Regions from separate parts of the Mus musculus genome. Here all the other regions are linked to region 1. Evidence: chromatin contacts called from ENCODE Hi-C or POLR2A ChIA-PET data. All regions are on one chromosome and are shown on one strand. Each heading gives the region's core, a stretch centred on a gene start or an enhancer-like site at or near the end of the contact. The rest is flanking DNA. Distances are from core to core; before and after follow the strand shown. Region 1 has its middle 11 kb from the start of Gcnt3. Region 2 holds the start of Bnip2 (BCL2/adenovirus E1B interacting protein 2). Region 3 holds the start of Gtf2a2 (general transcription factor II A, 2).

Region 1 (4,399 bases), core at 905-3,404:
ATGTGAGCTGCTGCCACAGACCAAAACAACCAGTGTCACTGCTGCCCTGTGGGTATCGGCTGCTTCTCTTCCTTTTACTCTTCTTGTTTCTTTCTTTATCATCCTAGAAAGGCAAATGCTTGAAATATGGAACAAATAATGGTGTCCCACATGGTGTACATATATTCAAGTAGGCGCATGCACACGCACATATAAGGGCATTCTTTGTGTGTGTTTATGTGTGTGGTGGTTTGAATATGCTTGGCCCAGGAAGTGGCACTATTAGGAGGTGTAGTCCTGTTGGAGGAAGTGTGTCACTGTTGGGGTGGGCTTAGAGACCTCCTTCTAGCTGCCTGAGAATCTTCTCCTGTTTGCTCCAGAACAAGTAGAACTCTCAGCTTCTTCCCCAGCTCCATGCCTGCCTGGACGCTGCTTTGATAATAATGGACTGAACCACTGAACCTGTGGTTAATTAAATGTTGTCTTTTATAAGAGTTGCCTTGGTCATGGTGTCTCTTGACAGCAATGGAAACCCTAAGACAACGTGTGTTCTCGTATATGTGGATGTGCACGTGTAGGCCAGACGCTGATGTTTGATATCTTCCTTGGTAGCTTTCCACGGTGAGGCACAGACTCCAGCAGAACTCTGAGATAACCCTTTCAGCTACTCTAGCTAGCTTGCTTGCTCTGGGGATCACCTGCCCCCACTTCCAATGTGCTGGAATTATCAGCAGGTCACTATGTCCACCCAGGGATCCAGAAGGAGACGTCTCTACAACCCAAGGATTATCTTCGTTTCAATTACATTGTGTGTGTGTGTGTGTGTGTCTGTGTGTGATTAGCTTGGAACCTTATTTGGTTTGAGTTACACAGACACACACAGAGACACTCAAACACACACACATACACACACACACACACACACACACACACCTTAAAATATGCATTGGAAGCCTAGTTCTTTCACCTGCATATACTGTGCACACACCCTCCTCTCTAAACAATGTACCCAGCAATCTCAGAACCTCCTCTACCCAACAGGCATCTAACTACATGTACTTTTATCACTGGACAATGGTTCAATGGTGTCCTTACCCTTGGTAACTATCAAATGTAGACAGTTTCTATGCAACAGTATTGCCAGCACATTCAGGTATAAAGAATACCTGATAAAGAAGGCTGATTCAGCATGAAATAGTTTTGGCTGCATGTGAAATAAAACTGTCTTCTAGTCACCTTTGAGGGAGAGAACTCACTTCACCACCTTATGCCTATGCATGATTTTGTGCATATGATTAAAATTCCACGCATAATCGGGAGCCACTGATCTCACAAGACAGGAAGACACGCTTTTGTTTGACTTAGGAATTTGCTGTTTGCTAAAGGCTCACACTTAGTAAAATTCCGTGTTAACTTCTACATCTTGTTTGCTAGAGAGGCATATGATTTCTGCCCGGTGGAAGACCTCACCAAATACTACTGCTTGGTGTCGTTCTGTAGTCACTTACAATTTTGGATCTAACCTAGAAACTTTCCTCTATAACTGTCTACAGAGATCCGGTTTCTCGGCGTGCTTTTAAACCAGCCCTGCCATCTGACTGCTTGTCTATTTCATCAGTGAGCTGAGTCAACCTTTGCTATGCCCAGTGTAAATTTTCAGGAAGTCATGCTTTTAACTTTGGGGAACGTATTTTAAGTGCCTTTTCCTTTCTGGTTGGGCATTGAGTTCAAGTCGCCACTGTGAACTTGGGGTCAAAAGATTTTCAGATTTGGATTCGGAGACTTCTCAGCCCTCCCTCTGCAGCCCTCCCTCTACAGCCCTCCCCCTGAGGCCCTCCTCTGGACTCCCCCCCCCCCGCAGCCCCTCCTCTGCAGCCCTACCCCTGTAGCCTGCCCCCTGCAGCCCACCCCCAGCAGCCCCCTCTCTGCAGCCCCCCTCTGCAGCCCTTTCTCTCCCTGCAGCCCTCCCCCTGCAGTGCTTTTACACACTTCCCCCTCTCACAGCCCCCTCTTCCCGTGCTCATTTGCTTAAGCTCTCTCCATGTCCATGCTGCCTTTGGCACTGGCTCCCCAGACAGCCTCCTGGCTTTGGGTCTTTTGCTTTTTCTTTCTCTGCTGCCACTGAAGGATTCTGAAATTGTGGCTGTGACAAGATACTCCTGGGATGAAGATGTGGGGCAGCGGGATCCAAGAGTGTCGAGAAGAAGCAAGCAGCTGTCTCTCAGGCTCAGAGTCACAGGTTTGGTTTTTGCACATGACAGGAGTGGAAATCTAGAAAGAGTACAGGCACTCTCTTTCCGAGCCTTGGACAGAGGGCCTTGCAAAAGCTAGGAAAGTGATCTAGCCCTGAGCTATCTAGCCCCTGTCCAAGAACTCACACTTGTAGAGGTGACTAATCCTGCTTGGCACACAGAGGGTCTCCTGGAATGACACTGGGCTCCAAGCCTGGATATTATTGGGTTCCTCATTTATTTCCTTTCGGAAAGTACACAGTAGACCAAGGTCTCACTCACAGGCATGAAAAATGGGGTGCTAGCTAACAAGAGGCTTTCTGGCTCCAGTCAACATCCCGCAGTGATCCTTCCTGCTTCCCCCTTGGAAAACTTTGGTACCTGCCCCTGGTTGGTTTCCTGCCTCACCCCACCCCACCCGGCCCACATAACCCATCCTTTATCCTGCCTGCTCTTTCCTTCTGTTTCCCTTCAGCCCCCTGACCTCCCAGTTGCACTTTGGTTTTTTTTAGATTTTCCTTTGTCATGTGTATGAATGTTTCACTCGCATGTCTATCCATGTACCACTTGTGCCTGGTGCAGGAGGAGGTCAGAGAAGGGCAATGGATCCCTGAGCCTCCCTGTGGGTGCTGGGAATCGAACCTGCATCCTCTGGAAGAGGAGCCAGCAATCTTAACCACTGAGCCACCTCACCTGGCCCTTCCAGTTGCACTTCTGTTTTCCTTTGCTAACAGCACTGTCTAGCTGTTTCCCTCCCCCTCCTCCTTGTCCTTCTCCTGTTTCTTCTCCTCCTCCTCTTCCTTCTTCTCTTTCTTCACATTCTCCTTCCTTATTCTTCTCCCACAGAGAACCAGCAATCAAGTTAATCAAATGTTCCACCCAACCTGTGTTGTAACAGCTCAGTGCTTGCCTCGTGCCTTTATTTTCTTGAGCACAGGTCACAATACGCTTTCTGTCACCCTCCCTGCAAGCTGGAAAGTAATTAGAGCCCACGACAGTGTCTTGCTTAACCAGCAGACAAGGTGCTCTTTCAGTTTGGCCAAAAGAAACTAGTTCCTAGCGGGGGAAATAAAATCTTTTAAGGCAATTAAGATCGATTTGTTTGCTTTCTTTGCTATGGACATGATTATCAAGATCACTGGTCGCATGCGTGTGGGTTTCTTTTTTTCCTTTCCACCCTGTGAGTCCTGGGGTTTAAACTCAGGTCATTGCCTTGGCAGCAAGCTGCTCCATGGAGTCGGCTGTCCAGGGCTTGTTCATTCTCTCATTTGAGGTAGGGTCTCAGACTATAGTCCAGATTCATCTGAAACTTGATGCCTCAAAAATTCCAGCAATCCTGATTCACCCTCTGGAATGCAGGGACTGCATGTACAAGGCACCACACCTGGCTGAAGTGCATTTCAACCTTTCTTCCTCCAGGGCTGGGCAGGGCACATCCGTTTAAACAATTACACATTTCACCCAAGGCAATGAGGATGAGGCCAGCAAGACTACTTCCAAGCTGATTTGTGGGCTGAGGGTGAAGTTTAGAGACAGAGCATTTAGAGGCCCTGGATTTGATCCCCAGTATCATACGTGCATGTGCACACACAGACACACACACATACATGTGCACACACACATATGCATGTGCACACACACACACATGCAGACACACACATGTGCATATGCGCACATAGACACACAAACACACACATACACACACAAACACACACACACACACGTGCACTGCATTGCCTGAGGTGAACCCATTACATGGAGCTCTGTCATTTTCTACAAGTCACTTTCTTCCCTTACACAATTCACCTTTAATGGTAGAGACAGATGCCTGCCTATAGCCTAGGCAAGAGGCCACTAGTGGAAGTACAAACTACCCAGCAGCTCAAAGGAGGCAGACGGAGAGATACTGGCTCAAGAGCAGGTCCAGCGTTCAGAAAGAACCTGACCATTACCAGGAACTAACAAAAGTACCCATGGGGATCTGCAACCCTATAGGTGGAACAACATTATGAACTAACCAGTACCCTGGAGCTCTTGACTCTAGCTGCATATGCATCAAAAGATGGCCTAGTCGGCCATCACTGGAAAGAGAGGCCCATTGGACACGCAAACTTTATATGCCCCAGTACAGGGGAACACCAGGGCCATAAAAGGGGAGTGGGTGGGTAGGGGAGAGGGGGTGGGTGGCT
Region 2 (4,399 bases), core at 668-3,167, 60 kb after region 1:
GTCGTGGTTTGTATATTCTTGGACCAGGGAGTGGCACCATTTGGAGGTGTGGCCTTGTTGGAATAGGTGTGTCACTGTGGGTGTGGTCTTAAGACCCTCACCCTAGTTGCCTGGGAAGTCTTCTACTAGCAGCCTTTGGAATGAAGATGTAGAACTCTCAGTTCTGCCTGTGCCATGTCTGCCTGGATACTGTCATGCTCCCACCTTGATGATAATGTACTGAACCTCTGGACCTGTAAGCCAGCCCCAATTAAAATGTTGTTTTTTTATAAGACTTGCCTTGGTCATGGTGTCTGTTCACAGCAGTAAACCCCAAACTAAGACAGTGAGGTCGAATGCAATGTCATTAGCCATTTAGCTTAGACAAGAGGCAAAAGACAGACCCTATGTCCTGATCCCCAGATCTATAACAAACCTGTCTGTAAAACCAAATGTGGTTATACTTAAGGGTGAAAGGTCCTGCGATGCCTAAAGATGTAAGTATGTTGGTTTATGGTAATTCAGTCCCTACGCTATGCACATGTCACATTTCCTAGTCCAGCAAGTTAGAAAAGACCTAAGAATGGCATTGAGAGATAGAGATTGATTAAGAACCAAGCCAAAAAAATAATGTGCGAGGCAACCAAACATTGGTAACTTCATGTATGGGTAACTAAACTAGATAACTTCAACTCTAACTTTGAAGGAACACCCACTCATGAATTACAGAGTTTCTACAAGTGAAGGCTAGAGGAGTGGGTCAGTAGTTAAGCATGCTTGCTGCTCTTCACAGGAGCCTATTTCGGTTCCCACCACAACAGCCTATAATGCTAGCAGCTCCAGGGGTTCCGATGCCCTCTGCAGTCGCCTATACCACATGACAAGACACATTAAAAAAAAAAAACCTTTGAGAAAAAAAACCCTCTACAATTAAAGGATTCTAATAAATCATAAGAAAACGTGCATTTCATTGAAGATGGGAATTCAAGTATAAGGGAAAACATCCTAATTAAAAGTGACGCAAAAGAAAGCAATACTAAGATGCAATTGCAGATGAAAGGCACTTTTATAGAAATACTTTGATAAACACTGCAAAAGTTGTGTCCTCATAGAGTTCCTAGGACAAAGGAAGTTTCGAAGTAACGTAATATAGATCCAAATAAGTTTCTGCTTGAACGTGAACAGACTTAGGAAGAATTCTCCAGTGGCATCGCATGCATACAGCAATCCAAAGCATCCTAGCCGGTATTTAAATGAAGAGGTTAAGTGTCTGAGAACAGCCAAGGATCAGGCATTGACGTACACACCCTACAATAGGATATCACACTCAGGAAGGTTCAAGAGAGCCCTGATGACTTATAGGATGCTGTCTGTGTATGCTGTCTGCGTCCATCCCCCCGAGGCTATGGGGTGCACTACACGCCCAAGTTTCTTTGTTCTGCTCTGGACTGACGCCGGTTAGGAACACGGAACAAACGAGGCTAGGGGAAGCCAGGAACCGGGAGGTTCCGCTCCAGGCTTTCGGGCCACAGACGGAAAAAGGAAGGGGGCGAGAGCCTGGCACCAGCGTCCGAGGCAGGGCGGGGCCCGGCAGCGCTCGGACCCGGAACGCGAACGCGCCAGTCCACGGCCGCCACCCCCGCCTGGCCTGGCCGATCCTCCCGCAGCCCTCCGGCTGTGCCGTAGCCCGGCCCGCTACCCAAGCCGTGCTCACCCCGGAGGAAGCCGCGGCCCCCTCGTCCTCTTTGCCCCTCCAGGCCGGCGACGTGGGGCTGACGGCCAGGTCGCAGAAAGCGGCGCCGGGCAGAGCCCGCTGCCCTTGGTCGGCTGTGGAGACGGGGCCCAGCTTTTCCCGGACGATCTTAGTTGCAGTCCGGGCGGCTGCAGCTGACCCGGATTCAGTGCGTACGCCCCGGCGGAAGTGACCACCTCCGGACCGGCGCCGGGCGCGGCCGAGGGAGGAAGCGGGGGCGGGGCGTTTTCCTAAAATCCTCGGCGGGCTTCCTCTCTGCGCATGCGCAGCCGTGAGCCCTTCTGTCCCGGGCCAGCTAAGGCTTTGGCTTGCTGCTGGCGAGGGAGGAGGAGGGCGCAGCTTTCTAAGGCTCACGCACTTAACGTTACTGTAGGGACCTAACCTCGCTGTCTTGAAAGAGCTATTCGTTTCTCTCTGTTTTCCTTTACTTGACATTATATTAACTATATTACAGAGTGAATGAAAAGGGGGTGAAAAATAGTCGATGTCTTATGTACGATAGCCAGGTCCTAGAAGAATCTACTTTGATAGAATTTTCCGACGTGAATAGTTTTTCTCTCCAGTAATGCTTCTGAGAGAGTAATAAGTACCCCACCCCTCTCCTCCCCAGACTCCTCTCCTGTGTTCCGAGTTGGCCTTGAATTCCTTCCAGTGTATCTGAAATAACCTTGAAAACTAATTTTCCTGCCCCAGTCTCCAGAGAGCTGAGATTATCTACATGATTGTTACCACATTGTGGTAGAGATAGAGACAACTTAGGGCTTCCTGACTGCTGCTAGGTAGGCACTCTATTATCTGAACTTTCCGTTCCCACCATGTGGTTGCTGGGATTTGAACTCCGGACCTTCCGAAGGTCCCGAGATCATAGGAAATTTCATTACGATTCACGACTGTAGCAATATTACTGTTCTGAAGTTGCAACGGAGTAATTTTGTGGTTGGGGGTCTCCACAACATGAGGAACTGTACTAAAGGGTCCCAGCTTTAGGAAAGTTTAGAACTATTGCTTTAAAACATGCTTTTCCCAGTTATTTGTGGGTCCTATCTTGATGACGTAGAAAAAATGAAAATAAAAGTGAAGTCAGTAAATGTAAAATATTTTATTATCACAGTCAACAGTCCTAAAATTGGCTGTCGTAAAAAAAAAAAATCCTCAAAAAGGGGGAGGAGGGGATAAGAGGTTTGTGGAGAGGAAACTGGGAAGGGGATAACATTTGAAATGTCAATAAATAAAATAACCAATAAAAAATTCTCAAAAGATCTCAACTTCTGTACTTTTCTGTGTGGGCCATTAACAATTTTTTTGAATGGCTTCCGTCTATGAGCTGTCCTTTTAAGCAGCTTCAAGGGGCTGTTATTTTGGAGGGCAAGGTCATCCCTCTTAGAAGTTGAACGTGCTCAACCTGTCCAGAGAGCTAGTAGGTAACTATTTGGGCAAGCCTATTACTCCTAAAAGGAATGGTGAAGTCAAAACTATTTTAAATGGATCCAAAACACAGTTCTTTAGAGATACAGTTTAGATTTGTTCTCTGTTGGCAGAGAGTTAAGAGCTCTGTGACTTACCTATAAAATGGAGAAAAAAATAATGCCCGCCTCATGGGGCTTTTGAGACAGAACAGTACATGTATCTGAGATGGGCGCTTGGAATGTTGCTATCATCTGTGTTAGTATTATTTCCCCTAGCAATTTTCTTAATTGCTGGAGGGGGAAACATGACAAACAGATCCACAAAGTTTTAGTTAAACCACTTGGCCACAGGAAGCATTTTCTCTCCAGTTACAGATTTTTCCGGAGTTCCAATTTGTATTTTAGTTCTGCAGTGTGCAGAGTTCCCCACACGGTGGCAGAAAATCGTTTGCAATCATGCCAGAGAGTGAGGTTTTTGTGGTCTTGAGTTTCCTCATTTTAGTAACAGAACATGACTTGATTCAATGTTTGGTTCTGAGTAAGATACTCTGCAACATTTTCCTTTCATGAACTATTTATCTTTACTGTTAAAACATTAGAAACTGTGGATAAACCAAAAAGACTATCATTATGAATGATCACTTTCAGATTTGAATTTATTTTTATTCATTGCATGTCTTTTTAAAAATTAGTGGATGTAGTTTAATCAAATGATTAAGTTTATAAATTTTTTTGTTTAAAAACCTTTAAATTTATTTTTAGAACCTCATGCAGGCACTCTGCCACTGAGTTACCCTTCCTGTTTTGTTTTGGAAATATATCAGAAATTCCTTTTCATATTTATAACTGAATTTCATCACATTCATTCATTCACTTCACAGTTTTAAAAGACAGGATCTTGTGCATCTCAGGCTAGCCTCCAACTTGCATGTGGCTGAACCTGGTTTTGAACTCCCGACCTTCCTGCCATTACTTCCCAAGTATAGGGATTGCACCCTGTGCTTAAATTTCAACATTATATTTACTACCAAATTTTTATTTACCATTCAAGTAGTTCCATATTTCATAGTTAAAAACATTTTAAAAAAATATTCAAAAAATCAGAAAAACGGACTAACTTATTTTCAAGTAGTACACTAGATACATTTTCAGATTATATATTTGATATATTTTTCTTTAACTTATATCTAATACCTTTAAACCAATGTATCTAAGTGTGTTAAATACTATTTCAACCTTGTGTTTACAAACTTTGGAGGCA
Region 3 (4,399 bases), core at 667-3,166, 37 kb after region 1:
CAGGGGGAGATCTATTCAAACAATCATTATCAGATAAGACTTGGTGAGGCTGGAGAGGTGGCTCAACAGTTAAGAGCACTGGCAGCTCTTCCAGAGGACCCAGGTTTGATTCCAAGAACCCAAACGGCAGTTAGAAACCATCTGTAACTTCAGTTTCAGGGGATCTGACACCTCACACAGACATACATGCAGGCAAAACACAAATGCACATAAAATAAAAATAAATAAATATAACAACAACAACCACCAAACCCAAAACAATAAAACAAAACAAAAAAATCTTCCTGAATCCTAAGGAGCTCAGCTACAGGAAGGAGTATAACGAGATTTGGCAAAACTAGTGACCTGCCATCTTCAGATTACACTTGGTCAGCAACTGATCCAACAGAACATTCTGTGATCTGTTGTTTTCCGGTTCCAGCTCATGGAACTACTGTATTTCCTGTTTCCTTTGACAGTTCTTTCTCAGCTCTGACTTCCAGTTCCTGAATTACCTGCTTTCCCTGTTAGTTAGTCCATCTCAGCTTATGGTGTTAAATCCTATCTATGTGTTGATGACTTTGAAACTTGTAGCCTTCCCTCACTTCTCTCTTTGTACCCATATTCAGGATGTTCTACTCTACATCGAAACAATTATCAAATAGCTAAGACACTTCTCCTACAGCTAAGAGCAAATGCAGAGGACTCTTCTATGGGCCCTCAGAGTCATATAAACCATAAAGATGGTCCAATTCCTAGCAAATCTTGGAAGGGCAACTTTCAAAATGAATCCAGAAGCCAATCATTTCTCAACATCCCCATGATTATTTTATAATGCCAGGCCACTGACTCATGGTGTTCAAATTTTCTTTACTCTACACTTGTCCCTCACACTTTATAATTTGCAGCGGGGTTATCTTTTAAAAATATGGGCTAGAACATATTTTCCATCAGCTTCTATCAGGCCTGACGATCTGGCTACCCTCTATGTTTGGTTTGATCTATTTTCCACCTCCCTTTGCACTCTCAACTGCCCTGAGGATGACAGGCGTGGGACTGCCTTTGCGATGGCTGTTCTTTCTGCCTGTAATGTTCTTGCTCAGATATTAATTTGGCTAACACACAACTCCAATAGCTCCATTCAATTGCACCTAAACTGACCACCACATAGGAACTCCAACATCCATTATGAAACGTCTCCAAACCCTTCATCTCGCTAAAATTTTTTGATAGCACCGTCTGCCATCAAGTTACCTAACGGTCTTATGTTAACTTTCCGCATAAAATGTAAAGTCCACGAGGGCATGGATCTTTATTTTTGTTCACTTGATGTAACCTGCGGGCTGAGAACAGTACCGGATACTCGACGCGTGTCAAACAAAAACATTTAGCTCGTTCAAAGTAAACGCCAGTCAGTACGTGTGTATGGAGAAGGGGAGAAAAAGGTCAGAGAGACATAAACTTTAAAATAGGACAGGGGAGCCATGGCACGCTCCATTTGACATCTAAGCATTATTTGGAAAAGAGCTAACAGCGACTTCGACGTCTGCTGAAACGAGCTGGCTCGGCCATCTCCAATCTTTAAAGGTGGCGGCAACTGCAGAACTTCGGAATCCCCTCCTCACTGCAGAGCTGGAGCGCAGGCGCCGTGTGTGCCCGGCATCCGAGCGGGACGCCGGTCGCCTAAGCGCGGCCTGAGGAGAGCGGGAAGGCGGCTGCTCCCGCGCGGCTGCGTCTGTCTGGGGTCGCCTTCCGGCGGGCACAGCGCTCGGTACCGCCCGCCTCGCCGCGGCCTCCCCGCTCCCGGCCCCGCCGCCGCCTACCTGAGGGAAGGCGCTTCCGCCACGGCGGTAGCAGAGCCAGGTAGGGAGCCCGCTGCGACCACCTCCTCGGCCGCGGAAACCGCAGCCCTGTGCCAGTGACCCGGAAGTGCTCACGCGACCCGGAGGTGACGCCACAGGAGCCACTGCCGGCCCCCACCGCCGTTTCCGAGAAGGGGCGTGGTCTCTCCTGCTGGCGCTCGGGAAGCAAAAGGCAATGGGGCGACTGTCTGGCTTGTCAAAGTTTGTGGGACTGCAGTGTAGGGAAACCAGGGTTTGTGAGTCTTTCATCTTTTTCATTTGGAAGGTCTGCTGTATAAACTTCGTGACTGATACAAAAGCAAATACGTGGATATTCTGAGTTTCCAGAATTTCACATCCCTTTTCTTTTTAGCGGGGGTGCTTGGTTTTCTGCTTTCAAAACAGCAGCTATAGGTACTGCAGATGGCCAGTGAGCACATGAATTGTGACTTCGGATGCAAACACTCCAGGTCTGAGAGTGAAACATGTTCTCCTTTGTGCCATGCTGTAGGTTTTCCTTTTTAGCCTTTTAAAATCATATCCTTGCAACCCAAACTCATTAAATAATTTCCAAACTATGAAATACAGATCTGATTAAAGTTCAAATAGTGTTAAGATTGTAAACAGGCTGAACTTGTTATCAATTAAAAGAACCAGAGCAGGGTGTAGTGGCGCACACCTTTAAGTTAATCCCAGCACTCGGGAGGCAGAGGCAGGTGGATTTCTGAGTTCGAGGCCAGCCTGGTCTACAGGGTGAGTTCCCGGACAGCCAGGACTACACAGAGAAACCCTGTCTCGAAAAACCAAAAAAAAAAAAAAAAAAAAAAAAAAAAAAAAAAAAAAATAAATAAAATAAATAAATAAATAAATAAAAGAACCGGAAGCATCCACACTGCAGGATTGTAAAGGCCCGATGTTTGAAAGGCTTCACCGGAAAATTCAGTGTAAAAGTTAACGATTAAAGATGAAAACAAGGCACGAATGTATATTCCAACTAATTTATTCAAATGCATTAATGCTGCAGTAGCATGTGTAACAGATGAAGACACACCACTGTATTTGGAACCAGTCAAAGGAAGAGAAAAGGATATACTTTGCAGATCAATGGCTTCTCAGTGACAAAAACCAGAGGTGTATCCTGCAGAGAGAATCAGTCTCAATTCTCACTGAAATGACAATATTATCTAAGAACAGTGGAAAGGGCACAATAAGCGCATTCCGTCTAAATGACAGAATGTGAGCGTCCAATGAAAATCATTTGGAAGTATGAATCAAAGTGCAACAGTGTTTGATGAACTCCAAATTGTGTTCTATGTGAACAGAACCCCAAGGACTGTGCAAGCCAGCAGCCCTGAACATCAATATTTACTAGCTGGGTTCTCATGAGTAAACAATGAAGTAGCTGTTAGGACATTAACCTTTGGAAGTCTATATACAAAGGTACCATGGAGTAACTGACAGCTACCAAGTTCTCTTGTCAAACTAGATATGCAAATACACAATTTCAAATTCCAAGTTTCAATTGTTGTAGGAAATCTTAAGACAACTATCTGAAATAGCTTCTATCATTTTTTTAAAACTAATTTTCATACCCCCACTCCCAAACCCAGGGCAGGTCTCACTCTGTACACCCACCTAGGTTGTCCTGGAACTTGCTAAGTAATCCAGACTGGCCCCAAACTCCCAATCCTCCTGCCTTAGCCTCCAGTGCGGGAATTACATGTACATATCACCATAGTAAGTCCCAAAACAACTGGTTTTCATCTGGTGCTTGATTTCAAATGCTGTATGTGAATTTCTCAAAGCATTTTACATTTGGTTCCACACCATTACATATTATATATAATAGCAACAAACTGCCGTATTCAAATTATAGTTACTTCTAACAGTTCCACATCCTGTTTTGTTTCAGTTACCATTTAGAACTTAAAAGCTCCTACTGGTCTTCTGCTGACCTGATTCCAAATTCATTTAGGATCTCAGAAAGGGAGCAGAAAGTAAAGGGCTCCTCTGACAGGTCATTTGTACTAGCTTAGAATACTGGGCCCAGTTCTTGATGGTCTTAGCAATGCCCACTACACAATTCCCATTCCCTAGTACAAAGCAAACTCTCATTAGCACAACTGTTTGCCTGTATATAGATTTTTCTTATTCCAGTCCTCTGAGATATGACTGATCAATTTCTGCCTCCAAAGTGCTGGGGGATAAAGGGTGTGTACCACCGCCATCTAGCAAAAATTTTTTACTTAAAATACAGGACAAAGAATGCCAAAGCTACTGTCACCTTTCATGTGAGCTACCAATTCAATCAAGAAACTGGCTTGCTCTACTCCATGTGTCATAGTGCTAATTCCTAGAACGTCTGCATGAGATCATCCAAGTTCCCTGAGCATTCACATACATGGCTGCAGGAACATGACACAAGTTCTCTGGAAGAATACTGTCAAGGAGCTGGTGGCACTAAGGCATGACACTTAGCACAGTAGCTAACACTGTTTACCAGCCGTGAAGGGTTGGTATCAGTCTCCACCTGGCCACTCTCGCTGCTACGGTACAGACCTGCTCCTGTCTGAAGATGC

Evidence for each region. Hi-C counts contacts between places; a loop is a spot of excess contacts on that map. ChIA-PET counts read pairs that join two places held with the same protein, here RNA polymerase II (POLR2A).
Region 2: a loop to region 1 is called in a map of T-helper 1 cell, with 2.2 times the contacts of the local background. The contact joins the promoter of Bnip2 here to the enhancer-like site in region 1. A Hi-C loop is called at or near these places in 1 of 37 maps with a recorded cell type or tissue (T-helper 1 cell). POLR2A ChIA-PET finds 5 or more read pairs at or near these places in 1 of 5 experiments (Patski).
Region 3: POLR2A ChIA-PET joins it to region 1 with 21 read pairs in Patski. The contact joins the promoter of Gtf2a2 here to the enhancer-like site in region 1. POLR2A ChIA-PET finds 5 or more read pairs at or near these places in 2 of 5 experiments (Patski and embryonic stem cell).

What each region holds. Positions count from the first base shown.
Region 1 is chr9:70,047,231-70,051,629 of GRCm38, reverse strand. No RefSeq gene overlaps it. Among named protein-coding and RNA genes, the nearest start is that of Gcnt3, 11 kb to the right of the region's middle. Within about 2 kb of position 2,154, at least 1 of the 3 ENCODE cell types and tissues checked has a DNase peak (open chromatin) inside an H3K27ac peak, as active enhancers do.
Region 2 is chr9:69,986,984-69,991,382 of GRCm38, reverse strand. Bnip2 (BCL2/adenovirus E1B interacting protein 2) reads right to left here and starts at 1,917. Exons shown (of 11, transcript NM_016787.4): 1 at 1,694-1,917.
Region 3 is chr9:70,010,065-70,014,463 of GRCm38, reverse strand. Gtf2a2 (general transcription factor II A, 2) reads right to left here and starts at 1,916. Exons shown (of 5, transcript NM_001039519.2): 1 at 1,803-1,916. It overlaps Bnip2 (BCL2/adenovirus E1B interacting protein 2), which reads right to left. Exons shown (of 11, transcript NM_016787.4): 11 at 2,805-4,399.